Linked DNA regions of Homo sapiens: region 2 is linked to region 1. The links are chromatin loops, found by intact Hi-C in ENCODE. Cell type or tissue: PC-3. All regions are shown on one strand. Links, peaks and the distances in the headings refer to the core of each region. The heading gives the core; the rest is flanking DNA. Region 1 holds the start of IL1RAPL1 (interleukin 1 receptor accessory protein like 1). Region 2 overlaps IL1RAPL1 (interleukin 1 receptor accessory protein like 1).

Region 1 (10,172 bases), core at 2,173-10,172:
TTTGTGGGTCACTCTATTGCTAGACATGAGCTCCTTAAAGACAAGGACTGTGCCTTACACATCCCTAGAGCCTCAACACCCTGCACTGTCTGTCACATAGCATGTAATTAATAAATGATAGACAAATGAATAGGTGAACAAATATTACTATCTCCAGTCACATAGGCTGAATATTTGAAAGCCAGAAGTGGGACCTCTATGATTATTTCTAGTTACCCTCTATCTTTCATTCCCAGAAACCAAGCAAGAGTGTGACTATAAGCACAGTCCCAGCCTCAGCTCTCCACAGGAGGGAGAGCTTGGAGTATAAATTGCACCACAGAGTTTTTTCAAACTATAGTAAAAAGAGCCAGGGTTTCATACTTCCACATCAGTCAGTTCTTGGGTAAGGTGGAAGAGGGTTTCAAATTCCAGGTACTTCCTGTTCTCATCACAGGCATGACACACAGTGCTAGTAGCCCAAGAGCAATTGTTAAAGAGGGTATGGGTGCTGGCCTTTAGAAGCAAACTACAGAGAAGAGGGTGATGGCTGTGAGTACACAGAGCTAGTCTGGGCTGAACTTTCACAGCCCCTGCCTTACCTTCTTTTCCCAATCTATTTTCCTCTGAAAAATATTATTAATCTAGGTAATTTGAGTGATACTGAAATTTGATTCCATATTTTATACTTGGAAACATTAGCTCACACTGTTCTCTTCCTTCATCAAACCTATTTTATACGCTGTAATTACCGTGAAATGCCCTGAATCATTTCAGAGGAAGTGATCTTCCATATATTTACATCAATACCGTTTCATTTATTTTCCCAAACCCAGAAGAGTATGAATTCTGCCCTACCACCCCCAAAGCATTCAATGCAGGAAATATTATTATTTTACCTGCTTCAACCACAATATCTGAAGCTATTTTTTTGTGCGTTCAATTTGAAGTAGAAGATATGCCACAGGTTCTGTGTCCTGGATATCATGAAGTCTGATATAAATACATATAAAAAGTGCAAGTGGTCTATTTCAGCAGAACTCTATGCAGAGATCAGAAATTCACCAGGAAATAGGTCTTTGTAACTCCCAAGTTCTGGTTAGATTTTAATAAAATGTAAGCTTTAGGAGAGCAGGAAACTGAACTAGATATATCCATAATGATACCCTCAGTACTTTGAACCATGCCTGGCACATAGTGGGTTTCCAGGGCACATTTCCTGAATCAATTACAATTTTAATATTTCACCCACCTGAAATATTGTTCTGCGGTTTTATTTAAACTGGCTGTCAGCATGGAATGACTTCTGCATTCTCTCCTGGAAGTGGGTGAATTTCCATGGTGAGCCATTCCTCTATATACAGTTTGCAAATCATTTTGGGAACCTTCCAAATGAAAGGCACTGTATAAATATACCCTCCCACCAGCAGCCAGCCGGCTTTCCACCGGGGATGCATTTGCATCGCTTATGTACACAGTGTTTCATTTGGGGCATTGCTTTTATTTTTATGACCATAAAAGAAATATTCACAGTATGAACAATAATGTAAACTGCATTCAAGAAGATATATATTTATATATTTTTATGATTCAAAACTTAGAAATCTGAAAGAAAAGCAGGCATGGCATTTTTCTTTCCTGTTGCTGTTTGCTTTTTCATAGCATTCTTTATTATTCCTGAACTTTATGGTGGAATTTTGCTGAAATGCTCAAGTCTTTGTCTGTACCTCATTTGAGAATATGTGGTGGTGGGTTCAAATGAATATTGCTGGCAAAAGGCCTGAAAATGAAGAGTACTTGATTTTGCATTTATTCAAGGCTATAATAATAGTTTGCTTTAGCGCAGCTTTTTGTGGATGGAGGCTTCTTTAAGGAGAGAAAGAGAAAAAGAAGCAACCTCAGGTATAAAATACCTTCTAAGTAACTTAGCATGATAATCGAAACTTTCACAGATGGAAGAGGCTTTGAAGAGACGTATTTTAGCCTTCAAAACAAAAGGGGGGCTGATTTCATAGAGCATTGTGGGGAGCTAGACTTTGAATTCATATCATATGGAAAATGTTTAGTGAACTTTGAAATAAACTGCCAACAGAATTAAATCAAAACCTCTGTAAATTATGTATTTATCTACATAGAATCATCTGCACACAAAAATGAACTGAATTATAACTTCTTAATTTATACATTTCCATAATTAAATTTAAACTGAATAAAATAACCCAATTCAGACATATTTCCTAACCTTAAGGATATTCTAGCCTTAAGGATTTTATTAAAAAGAGAAGCTACTCTGAATATTCAGAGTAATTTTATATAAAAAGTATCTAAAAAGGTAGATTAAATAAAACTCTTGTTCACTTCACTGAGTGGCTGGCAGCTGAGTAGGCTCTCTTTCTCTCTTTAAAGAAGCCTCCATCCACAAAAAGCTGCGCTAAAGCAAACTATTATTATAGCCTTCAATGACGTGAAATGTGAAGAATTAAATTTCAACTACCAATAGTTAAAGACAGAATCAATAAGAACTTGAGTTCATTTCAGGTGTTGATCATTCTCTTTCGTAAATACCAAATTTGATATTTTCTCACGTTTTACTACTAAAACAATGAAAGTGATTTTTGAAACCTTAACTATAGGATAGTAATATTAGGAAATAGCTCACTCAGTTTATTTTGGGGTTTGTAAAGTGGGGTTATATTCTCCATCTCCCAAGTCAGAATATTTCTGTAGCTAACCTTTAATTTCATACTCCCATTAATACCAACCTTGTTTCATTAAAATGAATCTAATGTACAGTATCTTGACATTCTTCTTTATTACTAGAAAATAAAACAGCAGTTTCTTCAACTGAGAAAAGCTAGAAGCATGGAATTGATCTGCAGCCAGTTTTTACTACAAACCCCATAATGCTTTGCATTATAGCCTACAATCCCCATACTGCAGTGCCAAACCTACAGTTAACCATCATATTACTGGAAAGAAAAAGAACAGAATATTTGAGAACTATGTAGCATGCAAGGATTCTACTTGAATAGTAAATTATCAATTTGTTTCCAGTATTTTGTGATTTGCTTGCCTTTTCCTTTAGTAAAAAAGGCATATTTATGGATATGCACTCTATTTCCTCATCCTCAATATAATGTCGCATATTCTCAAATGATATATCAAGGTATATACTTTCCATGTCAAAGACTCTTTTTTAAAAATATCCATCATTGGGTTGTGTAGTTTTCCACCCTCCTTTGGAGGGAGGTCAGCTTTATTCAGATTTTAAAATAAAAATCACAATACATTGTTGAATGCTCTAAACATCTGCAAATGAGAATTCAGTGAAGTAATTAAAATTCTTAATTAGATGCACCTTGCAGCTGCCGTTAGTCTTAATTGGCAATAATGCAGCTACATTTTGTTCTGACACATATCTTCAGAAGAGTTAGAGAACTGAAGGGAGGCAAGAGGAAAATGTTCCCACACAGTTCAAGATAGTTCGCACAAAGAGGATCCCATGGCAACAAACAGCGAGGCCCACAGTTGGCTCTGTAGGATCCAGGAATAGACAATGCTTCACCTCAGATTCAAACAAACACTTCCTTTCCTGGATCTGATCATTTCATTTGAAATGAAAGCACTTTAAATCATCTCTTGAAATAGGATTGAAGTGGTCAAATGTTCACCTGTGTCCTCGAGATGCTTTTCAAAGCTTCTAGATGCTCTCTGCAGCCCATGTCAAGGTAATAATCATAACTCCTTCTCTGTGTACAGTAACAAACTGACTTGCAGAACATTTCAAAGAGAGGACGTGATTTTTGTACCATATGGAGCTGGACAGCACGTTGGCAACTGGTTAATTTCAACCTGTCATTTTATAGACAAGGAAACTGAGGCCAAGAGAAATTAAAGTGATTCCCTTGGGTAATTATGGCTACTTAGGAGTAGAATTTAGACTCAAATCTAGGATTGGAGCCTACGGTCAAGACGTTTACTTTTAAATTTTGCTTGAAGCAATTACATTTACACTTGTTACTTGTGCCCCCCTCCAGGTCTGCTTGAGGTCTATTCACATTCAACTGGGTCAACTAGAGGACTGTGATGGAAGGTATAGAAAATCTAGATCACTCACGTTGAAAGGAGGGGAATATATTTCCTCTTCACTTCTAATCTTCAGTTTAGGCTGAATTATAGCATGTGGGGAAGAAGCAGAGGGAAGAAAAACACTGGCACAGAAGATGTGAACATGGGTGAGTTAGCTTCAAAGAAACCTTGTAAGACTTGCCTACCGACTTTAACCACATTTTCCCTCTGCTTAGGTTGGAAATTTCAGTGTACTGCTCCTTTTTTCGAAATACAGTTTTACCTCCCTGTCTAGTCTCCCTGCCTGCTGTTATTCTCACCTGCGCGCTTAGTTTGTATTCGTTTAGCTCACATTTTACCTAATTTTTAAAGTGTTTTCTTTATCTTGATGCGTGTTTTACTCCCCAAATTAAAACAGTTCTGAAGGGCCAAGGCTACTTTACCTATTTATTCTATTTTTGGTTTATCCGGTTAAGCCTGCCATTACAAAAGCTTGTGGGATACATTACAAAATGGGTTAAGGTTTTTAAGTACATGGGCTGCCGGTGTTGAATGGGAAAGGTTGCAGGGTGGGGAGAGGGAGAGAAGTAACTAGAAAAGCGGCTCGCTGCCTTTTAATCATCCAGCCTACTCAGCTGCCGGAAACTGACACTGTTGCTGCAGTGTAAACATTAACATTTTTTAAGGGTCTTGCTACTCCAAATGTGGTCCACAGCCCAGCAACATTATTATGGGCCACGGGCGAGCTTATTAGAAACGCAGGGTCTCAGGCCTCACTCCAGATGTACCGAATCCGAATCTGCATTTTAACAAGACACCCAGGTGACGGTGTGTACATCAAAGTTTGAGAATCACGGAATCACATGTGAGTGTTATACTATCCCAATGTAAATGGTCAAGGACCTTAAATTGAGCAAATAACCTAATGTATTTACCCGTACCTACTTTGACCCTCTTTCTTCATCACAAATTCATCTCAGAAACCAGCAGCGAACTCTTTTGCAGGGAACTCAATTACGCGGTGGATGGGAGGAGGATCCTCTTCAATACCCTCCCCTCCGCTCCTCCTCCCACTCCCCACCCCCACCCCGCACTCCCAGAGAGCCTTCCACAGGCACCCTTCTCCCAAGCCCCACTCACTTAGGGAAGATTTTGCTCCTCCCCCAAACTGAAAGCGCGGCTGTGAGGAGGGTTACTGCTTGAAGGACTCACAGTTTGCATATCAATACAGACAGAGGCACTTTTGCAAAACTGCCCTTTAGAAACAATTATCATCTTAGCACCTGAGGTTTGTTTGGAGCAGCCCCCGCACCCCTTCTCTCTTGTAATCCATCTTAAAGTGATACGGAGAATGGGGGCGTTGGGGAGACAGTGATGGGGGTGGGAGGGTCGCGCGCAATAATAAATCTGCTTCAAAGAGAAGAGATGAAAAGGAGGTTATCAAGAGTGTGTCGGCTTAGGCATCACTCTCTGTATCTTTCTGCTTCCTAGAGAAATGGAACCATAATTCTAAGGTGGCTAAGGCAAGACTGTATAAGCATCCAAATTTGCCAGTCTGCTTTTGCCTGGAAGAACAGATTTCCGTTATTTGAAGCCTCCCAGGGTCCTTTCCAAAAGATTCCCAGGCTACCTTCCTTCCACTTCGGTCTTCTGAGAACTCAAACTCGCAAAGCGGTGGCTGTCTGTGGATTGGCTAGTACTAAAATATCCATTGGGTGGCAGTAATACTATCCTCTTTATGACTTGCAGCAAACCAGAGAATGCATTCAATCAAATGAACCGATCTTGTAGAAACACTGGAATCATTTATGCGTTGCAGTTTCTCTTTCTTGTTTTCGCTCCTTCTTCCCTGGGATATTTTGAGTGGATTGTGGCTATTAATCAAGATCTCGTGCTATTCGTGTTTTGCTTGTGGTTTTCGCTCAGGATTAGCATCATTCAAGGCAAACGCAAAGCTGCTTTTCCCACCCCCCCCCCCGACTCTTTTTTGAAAAATCATTTTTGGGGGCTGCTGAGGAGAGCTAGGACCCAGGAGACACCTTCCCAAACAGCAGGGGTTGTGTGCTTTCACATAGCAGTACTGTACAAGGAAAACCCCGTCGGATCTGTTATTGCGGGATACTTGTGAAATATACATAGGATTCTTTCTTATGGCTGCATCCCGGATCTGGAAATTTTACTTGGGGACCAGGAGGATTTGAAAGGCTGCATGTACTCAGAAGATTTGCAAGCAACACTCCAATTCTTGTCATAGAGCTCGCAGACTTCTCACTTATCGGCTTTTTTCCTTCCTTATTTTTTAAGAATTATTCTTATTTTCCCCTCTCTTTTTCTGCTCTCTCCTCTCTCAGTCTCTCCTTTTCTATCTGCCTCTTCATTTTTCTCCTAGTCTGTTTTTTTTTTTCCTGCTCTGCACCTGGATTGTATCTTCAGCAAACAATCGGGCACTTTGAGAACTAACTGGAGACAGTCTTGTAGGGAAGATCTGTATGGAATTATCTGCTTTTATGGTGAACTTGGCATTTGTGAATGGGAATCTTGTTCACAATATTAATTGCTAGCAAAAACAAGAAAAAGAACACAGGAGTAAAACGTGGATTTTTCTGAATACGCATTGTGATGACCAGCAATTACCTTACCGACTAATATCCAGAGGAGAATAATTTGGAAGACTGTTGTGGGTAAGGTCATTTTATATATGCAAACCCATCAGTGGCATGAGCAAACTTGGGCATTTGTAATGGGAATGGGTGACTTGAATGATTGCTGCATCGCATTGATGGCTGTGATGTGGCCGTTATTGGCACTGAATGGAATAACTGCAGTTGGGTGTGTTGATATGTGTGTGTGTGTGTGTGTGTGTGTGTGTGTGTGTGTGTGTATGTGTGTGTGCGTGTGTGTGTATATGTATGTGTGCCCGTATTCTGAGTGCAATTGAAAATCAAAGTATCACTCTCTCCCCCAATTATTTTGATATGGAAGAGTGTCTTGAATTAATTCTGGGTAGACACTCTTTGTTTGAATGTAATATTTGTGGCCCCTGCGTTCTGGAAGGGGTAGCAGCAGTAAAAGAAACACTTAGTGAAGAGCCCCATTTAAAATGAAACGAGCTACTCTCTATGCATTAAAAGAAATATGTTTTCAACTCAGTGCAGCATTCTGCTGCATTTCACAGCCGCAATGGGACCAGGGACATCCCACTTGTCAAGTTCTTAAACTTTAAGGTGATAATCATCGTTAATTGTTCTCTAGGTTGTGGTTACTGGAGATTATTAAGCGCCCTGGGCTACTTTTTTATCTACTGGATTATCACTCAGAGTGAAAAAAGGAAAAGAAAAGAAAAAGCTAAAAATGATGGCTAACATAGAGAAGAATAAGGCAACATTATCTTAAATATCACCACAGTGCTTTCTTTCTCAAGTTCAATTGCCCAATAATATAATTATTTACCCAATATCCTAAATAGCTGAAGCTGAGACCCACGTGCAGGGGAGTCGAAGGTCTGAAAGCAGAGACCGTCCTTTTATTGCAATGCAGCCAGCTTGGGAAATGCAGGCAATTAATTACATACTTCCCCTAACCTTAAGTTGAAGATGTGTCCTGTCTGCTACATCTATTTTACCCTTTCGGTAAAAAGTTAGAGACTAGAACACTAAGGATGTTTAAGCATATTCTGCCTGGGAAATGGGATAAAGAAATCAATATTGATGACGTGGTTCAGTGCACTGTACTGCAATGCTAAAGTTCCATATTCAGTGCCTGTGATGAGAGAGTGGAGCATTTACATATGTTATAAATCTCACCTGGTAGATTGATCCAAAGGGGAGGGGAGAAGATATGTGGATATGTAGGAAGATGGATGGAAGTCGTGCATAATCGGTGATTATGTAACTTCATTACATCAGCGAGTTTCAGTCAACGATAGTGAGATGAGATGATTGTATAGAGAGAGGCTCCATCACCCTGTTAACTTTTGAAGGCTTGTAACAGCTAACAGAGGAGGAGGGCAGAGAGAGATTAGCTCCAAGGGTCCTGTAAACCTTGATCTCTATGGCAAATTTTGCATGAGTTTTCTCATAGTGAGTTTCGGAGGGACATCAGATCATATAAGCTTTAGGGCTGGACAGGACCAATTTTAGCCACACCCGTGGAGAGTCAAAATGAGTCTGCGATGTTTCAGAAGTGCCCCATTGAGTAACTGGGACTGATGATTCCAGCCAAGGTCATAGTTCTTTACCCTAGGATTGAAATATATGACCCCAACTGAATGGAAAGTTAAATTCATTGAAATGATGACTGTGAACGGAATGAATATTTAGGGTCCTTTCTTGCATTTTTCCTGGTAGAGCTTGATGCAGATTTCAGCCTGGTGGTTCCCTCATAAAAATGATGATTGCTTCCACAGCGTGTCAGAAATGACTGTTTTGTCCCTTTATCTTAACCATGACAATCTCTTTCTGGGCCATTTTAACCTTCTGGGAAAAGAGAAGTAAAAGCATTCAAAGGTAACAGTACCCTGTTAAATTACAAATTAAATGGCACTGGATTCATTATTAACACAAATCCCAGAAAAAAAGAGCAATCCATGTTCAAGTTTCACTTATTGAATGGCTTAAAAGACAGGTTGCAGCTGCCAAAGACTTTTACCATCATATGAGATAAATGTACTGTGCTCACTGTGCAGAGAAGGGAATACTGCAGAATAAAATGTCATTTTCCCTCATGTTTTATCTGGAGTTGTGATTTTTTTTAAAGAAGATACACATCAGGTCCTTTTGGCCTTCTACTGTTTTAGGATCTGTTTTCTCCTCAATAGATCACATATTCACAAAAAATGAAACTTCTGAAATCCTAACCCTGTTCAGTTGAATCACCTTATTATCTAGTTGTGCTATTTCCTATTTCTCTTTACATTTATTTTACAAAGAGGGCTAAACGACTTTTCTGTCAGGGAGATGAGATGATTTTTTTCTGTTTTTCTTTTATTTCTCATATTCCATTTCCTTCCAGTCCTAAGGAGTAAGATGCAGAATCTAGACACCCTCTAAGTAACTTTGAAAAGATTTGCTCACCCTGAGTCAGAATGGTGGGATTGGGGAATGAAATTCTAAGGTCTGATATTTGAGGTGACTTTCATACTTCTGCAGGACATGCACAAACATTGATGTATTGTGCCAGTGGATTGGGAGGTTTGGCGTTCATATTGTGTAGGAAATTGAATGTGAATTTAACTCCTGATTCCTTCCTTCAGGGGTCAGGGTAGCACAACAGCTGCTTCCAGGCTGTTGGTTTCCAACTATGTGCACAAATATAGTCTGTAATGATTTTTCCTACTCCTTCTTTCAATATTTTATAAATGACTTCCTCAGTTGTTTTCTGACGTAAGCCACACATATGTTACCAAGCAGGGCATAGGTTTTCTAAGCTCAGTAGGAGATGGAAATAATAGCAGGATGGAAAAAGATTCTGTACAAAAAGACACTGGTTGTGAAGCAAATATACATATGTAATTGCTAACTCCTTACTTGAAGACTGCATATACTTCTATTAGGAAAGATAGTTTCAATCATGTTAATGGCACTTTATAAGCTGTTACTTTCTTTAGGAAGATTATGTAACTAAGGCAGGTTATGGCATTTTTCTTAAGTATCCTACACATTAGTAATAAAAAGCTTTGTCTAATAGGAAAGCATTTAAACATGATGGCAGTGGGTAATTTGAAATGTAACATCTATTTTCTATTTTATTTCCATTTTGTCAGCCGCAGTCATGTAGTTAGGTTAGAAAATATTTGGGAAAAAAAGAAATACCATTTATGAATATGAAAGCTATCAATTTTGCTTCCTGACCAGTTGCTTCAGCAAAGTAAGGAGATTTAGCAGATAAGTAATCACGGTATTCCTAAAACTAGAGAAAATTTTAAATTGAATTTTCATTATGTTTGCAACATATGTGAACAAATCAGTATTACTTTTAAAATGGCTATTAGATAAAACATTTTAAAGAACAGTTGAACTTTGAAGATTTATATTTCAGAATTTGTTAGTTTGTTACACACTGAAATGTTTGGGATGTACTTTGACTTACAACAGATATGATGTTTGGTGTTTGGCAAATCTTGTGTT
Region 2 (8,000 bases), core at 1-8,000, 210 kb after region 1:
GGAAATTAGGGACACTGGTGTATCAGTATCTTACTGATGTTTTAACAAATTGCTACAAATATAGTGACTTAAAGCAACACAAATTTATTATCTTACAGTTCTTGAGGTTCTTTATCATCACATCTCCTCTGACTCTGACCCTTCTACCTCTCTCTTTCCCTTATAAGGGTCTTCATTATTATATTGGGCATCCTCAGATAACCCAGGACAATCATTTCATCTTAAAATCATGAATTTAATCAAATTGGAAACGTACCTTTTGCCATGTAATATGACATAGTCATATGCTTCAGGGATGAGGCAGTAGACATCTTTCTAGAGAACATTATTTAGCTTACTGCAACTGGCAATTAGCCAATTCAAACAAACTGTCTATTGAATGCGTTGAAGACTAGAGCAAGAATTGTCAGCCAGGAGCCAGATGGGAATGGAAGAGAAAAGAACAGGGAAGTTGAAAACTTTTGCTGAAGGGCCTGTGCAATCCATGGTGCATGATAAAAGGTGCAGAGGGTTTGTAGCAAAAGAAGAAAAGGGAAAGAAAACAGGGCAGAGGGAAAGGAAGGATGAGAGATGCGGAAGGAGAAAGAGGAAACTGATACTAGTGATGCTTTGGATCTTAAGAACATTTTAAGATTAATCTGCACTCCACACATATACTTTCAAAAATACCCCCTTTTCTTTGTGGTAGGCTAAAGGCGTCTGTGTTCCTTTCAACAAAGTAATACCTGACCTGAAAATGATTTCCAGACGTAAAGTAATAGCAGTGAGAATAGTGAAGACAGAAGAGAGAGCAATTTTAAAGTTAGACTCAATTGAAATAGATGATCAATTAGATGTGAGAGGTTATAAAGAAAGAGGTAAAGAAAAACATTCTGTAATGAGAGGATTGGGATACCATCCATCATATTAAAGGTCCCCAAAGCACAGAAACTTGAAATGACTACTTATTGAAGGAAAATAGTAAGGTCTTTGTGACTAAGATGAAGCCCCAAATGTAGATTGAGGATAGAATATGAGGGATTTTGAATATCTTGCAAGGAATTTTAGATTTTATCTTGAGAACAAAATATTTTGGCTGAGATATTTAATAACTTTGCAAATCCCTTTAGTAGAAAATTCAGTCTGGGTGGTTGGGCCTCTGATTTGATAGATCTGTTCATTGTGGTGTCTTCTCTACACCATAAAGATGAAACTTCTTGCTTTGTGTATGATGGTGTTACACACATTTGTGAGTCCATCAGTAAAGCTGCCTTTGCAGAGAAGGGAAGACACACAATCAAACTATGTAGGATCATACATGAAAATGGCATGGTCAAACCTGGTGTTTGACATGTAACACTCCCTGTAGAAAAGACTAGGGTGGGATTCCAGAATGACCAGTAAGGGACTCGATAAAAATCGTATTTACATATACTGAGGGCCTGAAAAGCAATCAAAGGCACTGAAAATAAATTTCTGAAGAATATATAGGATCTAGTGAGTGTTTGGAGATGAATTGTGAAATAATTCGAGGAGAGGTTATATTGATGGTGTCGCCAATTACAGAGAGAAGATGAATGGCAATTTTTGCGGGGAGAGTGGATGGAATGAAGTCAATTCGGAACATACAAGCTGTGGTAGTCACTGGAAGTATTGAGCTAATGGATTTATTGGTCTGGAATTGTACTAGTTTCCTGTGGCTTCTGTAACAAATTGTCACAAACTGGGTGACCTAAAACAATAAAATTTATTGTCTCACAGTTCTGGAGGCCAGAAGCCCGAAATCAAAGTATAAGCAGGGCTACACTTCTTCTGAAGGCTCTGTGACAGAAAACTTCCTTGCCTCTTCCACCTTCTGGTGGCTTCAGTTTTCCTTGGGTTGTAGCTGCTACCATCTTCACATGGCCTTCCCCTCTGTGTCTTTAATCTCCTTCTGCTTTTCTCTTATAAGGACACCTGTCATTGGATTTAGGATCCACTGGGAAAATCCAGCATGATCTCATTTTGAGATCTGTAACCTTAATTACATCCACAAAGATTCTTTATCCAAATAAATTCATATGCACAGGTCTTGGCGGACATATCTTTTGGGGGACCACTGTTCACACTGCAAATGTCAAAGCAAGAGGTATGGATTTTGAAATTGTCCTCATATTGAGAGCAACATGATGGAATGAGATTATCCAGGGAAAACATGCAGAGAGAGAAGAGGAAAAGAAAAGGGAAAGGGTGAGGATCAAGGATTCTGTGGAACACTAGCCCTGAAGAGGCTGGCAGAGAAAGAGCAGCCAGTCAGGGAAAGAGACTAAGGGAAAGCTAAGGGAGGAAGAAAGAGACCTTACTTGTTTTGGTTCCTGCAAACCAAGAGTGGAGAAAGTTTCAAAATGAAAGAATGATCATGTTACATTCTTTGGAAAGTTGTGTCAGATAACTGAAAATACGTCATTAAATGAAGATTCAGGAAAATGTAGGGGTGGAGAGACAACGGAGTCTGAAAGAAGTTGATGTCAGGTTTTAAAAAGTATATATTGTACAAAATCAGTATATTAAAGGGCCTTTGCATATTAAAGGGATTTTATTTATTTATTTATTTATTTATTTATTTATTTATTTATTTATTTATTTTGAGACAGAGTCTTGCCCTGTCGCCCAGGCTGGAGTGCAATGGTGTGACCTCGGCTCACTGCAACCTCCACCTCCAGAGTTCAAATGATTCTCCTACCTCAGCCTCCTGAGTAGCTGAGATTACAGGCACCCGCCACCATGCCCAGCTAATTTTTGTATTCTTAGTAGAGACAGGGTTTCACCATGTTGGCCAGGGTGGTCTCGAACTCCTGACCTCGTAATCCGCCCCTGCTTGGCCTCCCAAAGTGCTGGGATTACAGGCGTGAGCCACCACACCTGGCCAGGGATTTTACTTTTTAAAGTTTGTTTAACTGTTTAGAAATTATGCTTTTTCTATTTAGGTAAAACGAGTATAAAACTTGTGGTCATCCATGCTAATGAAAAGAATTGTACATTAGTACAGATATAATAGTATAGATAAAATTTTTTCCAATCAAAAACTTCTTTTTTTTTCCAATCAAAAACTTCTTTTAGCAAGAATTAAAACATGTTTTGCCATAGATAAACCTCCTGAAGGAAGGGTGATACTGATTTAATTTTCGTTTTTTCATTTCATAAATACAGATATGGAAGATAGCTTACAAGTGTATTATAATTTTCCACGGTTAATCTTCATGTTAAGTATCGTAAGTTCCAGGAAAGGTCTACAGACAGCTAATATTTACACTCCAACTTTCATTCACAGTGATGATCACAAAAATTACATCTTTTTAGTTAGTATCTCAGAAGTGGCTTACATTAATCTGATGAGTATTATATTAGGTTGGTGCAAAAGTAATTGCAATTTTTGCCATTACTTTCAATGGCAAAAACCGCAATTAGTTTTGCACCTACCTTATAATACCCACAGCAGTGGAAATTAAAACACTTGGGTTTCAATGCAGCTGCTAACGAGCCTTGTTGATTGGGAACATGTCCCTAACTGAAGCTGTCATATCTTTGGTTTCCTTTTTCATAAAGTTTTGCACTACAACATTGTCCATACAAATAATAGTTCATCTTTTTGTTCCTTTCACAAATATTTATTGAGCACTTTCAATGCATACTAAGTATATACCTGACACTTTTTTCTGTAACTTATTTTACATGTTTGCAAATTGATCACACGTTTAAAAAGGCAGAGTTTGTGACCAGAGTACCTGAGGCCCATTGTTAGCTACATTTAACTTTGTGCTATACAGTTTGAGTCAGCACTACAGAGTGGAGGATGTTATTAGCTTAAAACAAAGGTTCTGTTAAGAGAAAAAAAAATTAGTTTTTATTTCTTTTTAAATAGCACACAGTATATCATTAGAAAGCCAAATTAAAAATAAGATACTTCTCCTTGCATGTGGTGATGTGATTAAGTAAAATTTGGTTTGTCAGTTTCAAATACCAAACCATGTTTTAGTCTATTTTTGCTTATTTAAGGCAAATTTCTTTTTGTAGAGTTATGGTCTCTTAAGACATCTATGCAAGACACCTTGCATGGGAAATGTTGCCTTAAGGCGATGACAGTGAATAACTTTGCCAAGTTTTAAAATCTCTGAGGGTTATATATAAATATTTCTTCAAAAAATGTCAGTGAGCCTCTTGTGAGTATTCTCAACACTATTCAATTGTCATTTATGTTTTACTAACTGTACTAAAATATTTCCAAATTAGTTTTGCTACCTTGAGCTCAATAAAGTACTGCCATTGGCATCTTACTTTAAGTTCTTAATGCATATTCCACTTATTTTGTATTCCAAATATTATGTTGTAAATAGTAAAGAAAAATTATTCTTATCAATGATGAAGAAAGATTTTCATACTCTGGTGCATTAATATTTTTCTGAAATATATTGTCATATCAGAAAAAATGCAACTATCTGAAAAGAGGATTCTTCCAATTTTTTCTATAAATATGTTCTATAAAGCAATTGTACTCTCCAATGCCATCTTGTGGCTTTTTAGGATTGATGAAAATGCGGTAATAAACACAGAACACAGGGAGAAATAAACATGGGAAGAAAACTTCTGATGAATTATTGCTCAGTGATTATTTTACTTGATCTTAATACTGTTCAAACATTTATTTGCCCTGATTTATTGCCTTAGGTTTTATAAAGAGTATATATATATTTCTCCTATATTTTGCTACATTTTTATAATAGAAATGTTCATTGAGATCTTGTAAGGAGATAAAAATATCGTATTTTTATGATCTTAGCATCATGTCCATTTGTAGCCCTATATTACCAGAATTCAAATTATTTTGACAAGTGCATTGATATTATAGACTTATTAAAAATCCTCTTTTAATACATTGCTGTCATTAAGGTCTTGTCATTTTAATAATTCAGGTGTCGAAAGGAGAAAAAGTCATTAAAGATTTTAGTTGCTCACTATTATAAATAAGAGCTGCTGAGAAGAATATGGAAGTGAAGATCTTGTGTGGATAGATGTGTGCTTCACGACTTAGGTTTTCCTGCTGGTCTATTGGACAGGCCTTGGAATAGGAGATGGGAGGGCCTAGGTAGAATCAAGCTAAATGGAAAGCACTAGTCATCAGGCAAAGTTACCTTGAAAAAGCAGTTACTTTTATCTGCATGTCCCAAAGAATGAAGACCAAGAGAAATTATTGGTCGGCAATGTTTTGTTTTTTTAAAGTGAAAAATTTTCAAAGGGTCTTAACAGTTATAAATGCGTTTTCAAACGAAAGGCATATAATACACCCCCCACACACGAAAATATTAGCATGCTACCAATGTTTTCAAACTTTGATAAGAATATTTTTCCTGTTATGAGCACTCATCTAAAATATGTACAACTGTACTTGATTACGTGTGTTTCTTTTAGGATTTTATGCATGGAACCTACTTCTTCTTAAAGGACAAAGTAACAGGTTGTGTACACCAATGTTAACAAGCATTTATTGAATTCCTAGTATATACCAAGTGCTTGATAACATTGATTCACATCAGCTATGCCTGGGCATAAAAAAGGTTAAAATGTTTAGATATTTGTTTGTAGAAACTTGCCTTTTGTATTCTTTATTTAAAAAACAAACTTGTGGAAAATTTTATTAATAGAAACCAAGGCAATATGATTTATCTTTATTAATTTGATCATTCTTAGTTTTCTATACCTATGAATCATATCCTGAAAATTGTTTATATAATTTCCTCATAACTTTGCTGATTTTTTTAAGAAACATATGGAGTGCTTATTTTTGTAACTGCATGCCTTTTTACTTTATAAAATCCATGTATCTGTCATGTCTTTGGAACTGGTGGTGCTATAGGCATTGTCCTTTCATATTCACTAGTCAGTTCTAATTTATTCTTTGTATTTAGCAAATGTTTTCAGACAAAACATACTGTAAACAAGCAACTGGACTGAATTCTCTGGGGGATTAAAAAAGATGAACAATCTACCACCTCTGCTATTAAATACCTTGCAAAAAATAAGTGATATGAGATATCATACATGTATAGTATATTACTTTCCTATTGTAGCTGTAACAGATCACCACAAATTTAGTGTCTTAAAACAACACAAATTTATTATCTTATGGTGATGAAGGTCAGAAGTTCTAAAATCCAGGTATCAGCAGGGATGCATTCCTTTAGGAGGCTCCAGGGAAGAATCTGTTTTCTTGCTGTTCCCAGCTTCTAGAAACCACCTGTATTACTTGTCTTGTTGCTCCTTCCTGAACTCAAAATCATCAGCATAGCATCTTCCAGTCTCTGTAACCTTTACTTCTACTGTCACATCTCCTTCTCTGACTCTGACTTTCCTGCCTCCCTCCTGTAAATATCCTTGTGATTACATTGGGCCCACCACTTTAATCCAGAATGATCTCTCCATCTCATGATCCTTAACTTAATCATACCTTCTAGGTTCCTTTTGCCACTTAACAGTCACAGGTTCTAGGAATTAAGATATGGACATCTTTGGAGAGTCATTATTCTGTCAATCACAGTGGTATATTAGAGTAGCTTTTACATAAAATAGTTTGATATGGATGGAATACATCTATATCAGGGCACAGTACAGAATAAGTGATGAGGGAGTGTCAGGAGAAAAGGTGGAAAAAGATAGATGGGAGCCATATCACAAGGACTTTGTATGACATGACAAGAAATGCTAATATTATGCTCTAGGAAGTCAGGAACCATTGAAGAAATTGCAGCAGAGCTTAGTAGGAATAACCTGACCAGATAGATTGGAAAGAGCTCTAAGACAAGAGAGTGGGAAATGAGGCCAGTAGTCCAGGTAAGAAAGTCATGAACTGAGCCAGTAACAGCAGGAATAAAAGAAAGAGAGATGGATTTGATTGCTAGTAAAAACTGGAAGTAATAAAAACTAGCAGGTGATTGTACAGTGAAGAGAGGGAGGTGGAAGGTAATTCCAGCTGCTTTTATTAAGTTAAAAATTCTGTTGAGAACTAGTAGCTAATGTTATATTTCTAGTCTATATTTTTCCTGGTCAAATACATTTTTGGGTTTTCAAAATGATGTATCTTTTGCAGTGTGGATTCCGACTGACAAATTGTACATCTGAAATAAAAATCTGCGTTTGGGTCCACTGTAGGGTTCTTTCAAATGTCTTCTACCCTTGTGCCTATAATGAAGTATTGTATCAATGGGTCTTGCCTTGATAATCTCAGTGAAGAACTTCAAGTTAACACAGGGAGAAGCTTTTTATTTTTTTAAGATGTCAAGTTTCTTTTAGTATGTAGTGCTAAATTGTGGTATACCTACATGCATACACACATATGCACATGTATCCACTCAAATATACACACAGTTAACTATTAATTCACAAAACACACTTGTATTGCAGCTTTCCTATATGCCAGTTGCTGAGGATTCAAAAACAATAAGAATATATGATCGCTGCATTTTAAAAATATCTGTTTTATTTACCTAACTAAATAGTATAAGCTCGTTGAGTATAAAAACATCTTTATCCGTTTTTATATGTATACATATATGTATGTATATATATATATATCTTTTGTAATCGCTATGCTTAAAAGAGTCATTGCATAATCAGTACTCAGTACATCTTTGTATTTCATTTCTGGATTTAAGAACACTGAAAAATCTCATCACAGCACTCTCTATTTTCCTGTGGCAATGTACATGCATGTCATAACTCTTCTCTGATACCAGAAACTCCTTGAGGAATGATCTCTATATAGGTTAAGTTCATTAATGAGGCTTTACACATAGCATTATTTGACCAATTGTTATATAAGCAAATGAATAATTTTAACTTACATGAAATGAATAGTTTCATTAGAGTTTACATTTCTCTGAAAAGGAGGAATTAAAGCTTTATTTTTAGTTGGCAGGGTGACCTGACCATTCATGGTTATTGTGTATAATCCCCTGCTGAAATTGTAATAGCTGAAGCTGAAAGCACTG

The links. Hi-C counts contacts between places; a loop is a spot of excess contacts. Peaks named below come from ENCODE experiments on the same cell type or tissue, not always from the same donor. Only the 100,000 strongest peaks of a DNase experiment are listed, where the experiment ranks them.
Region 2: it touches region 1 in a loop (11-fold over the local background); 7 of 110 quality-filtered maps call a loop at or near these places.

What each region holds. Positions count from the first base shown.
Region 1 is chrX:28,581,320-28,591,491 of GRCh38, forward strand. It overlaps IL1RAPL1 (interleukin 1 receptor accessory protein like 1), which reads left to right and starts at 6,127. Exons shown (of 11, transcript NM_014271.4): 1 at 6,127-6,728. RefSeq lists an enhancer at 9,788-10,172. In PC-3, for the core only: CTCF peaks have their summits at 5,736 and 9,299; a DNase peak (open chromatin) is centred at 5,752; H3K4me3 peaks cover 2,529 bases.
Region 2 is chrX:28,798,295-28,806,294 of GRCh38, forward strand. The region is part of intron 2 of IL1RAPL1 (interleukin 1 receptor accessory protein like 1); the gene reads left to right. Among named protein-coding and RNA genes, the nearest start is that of IL1RAPL1, 210 kb to the left of the region's middle. In PC-3, for the core only: a CTCF peak has its summit at 4,514 (motif pointing left); no DNase peak of the experiment used is centred there.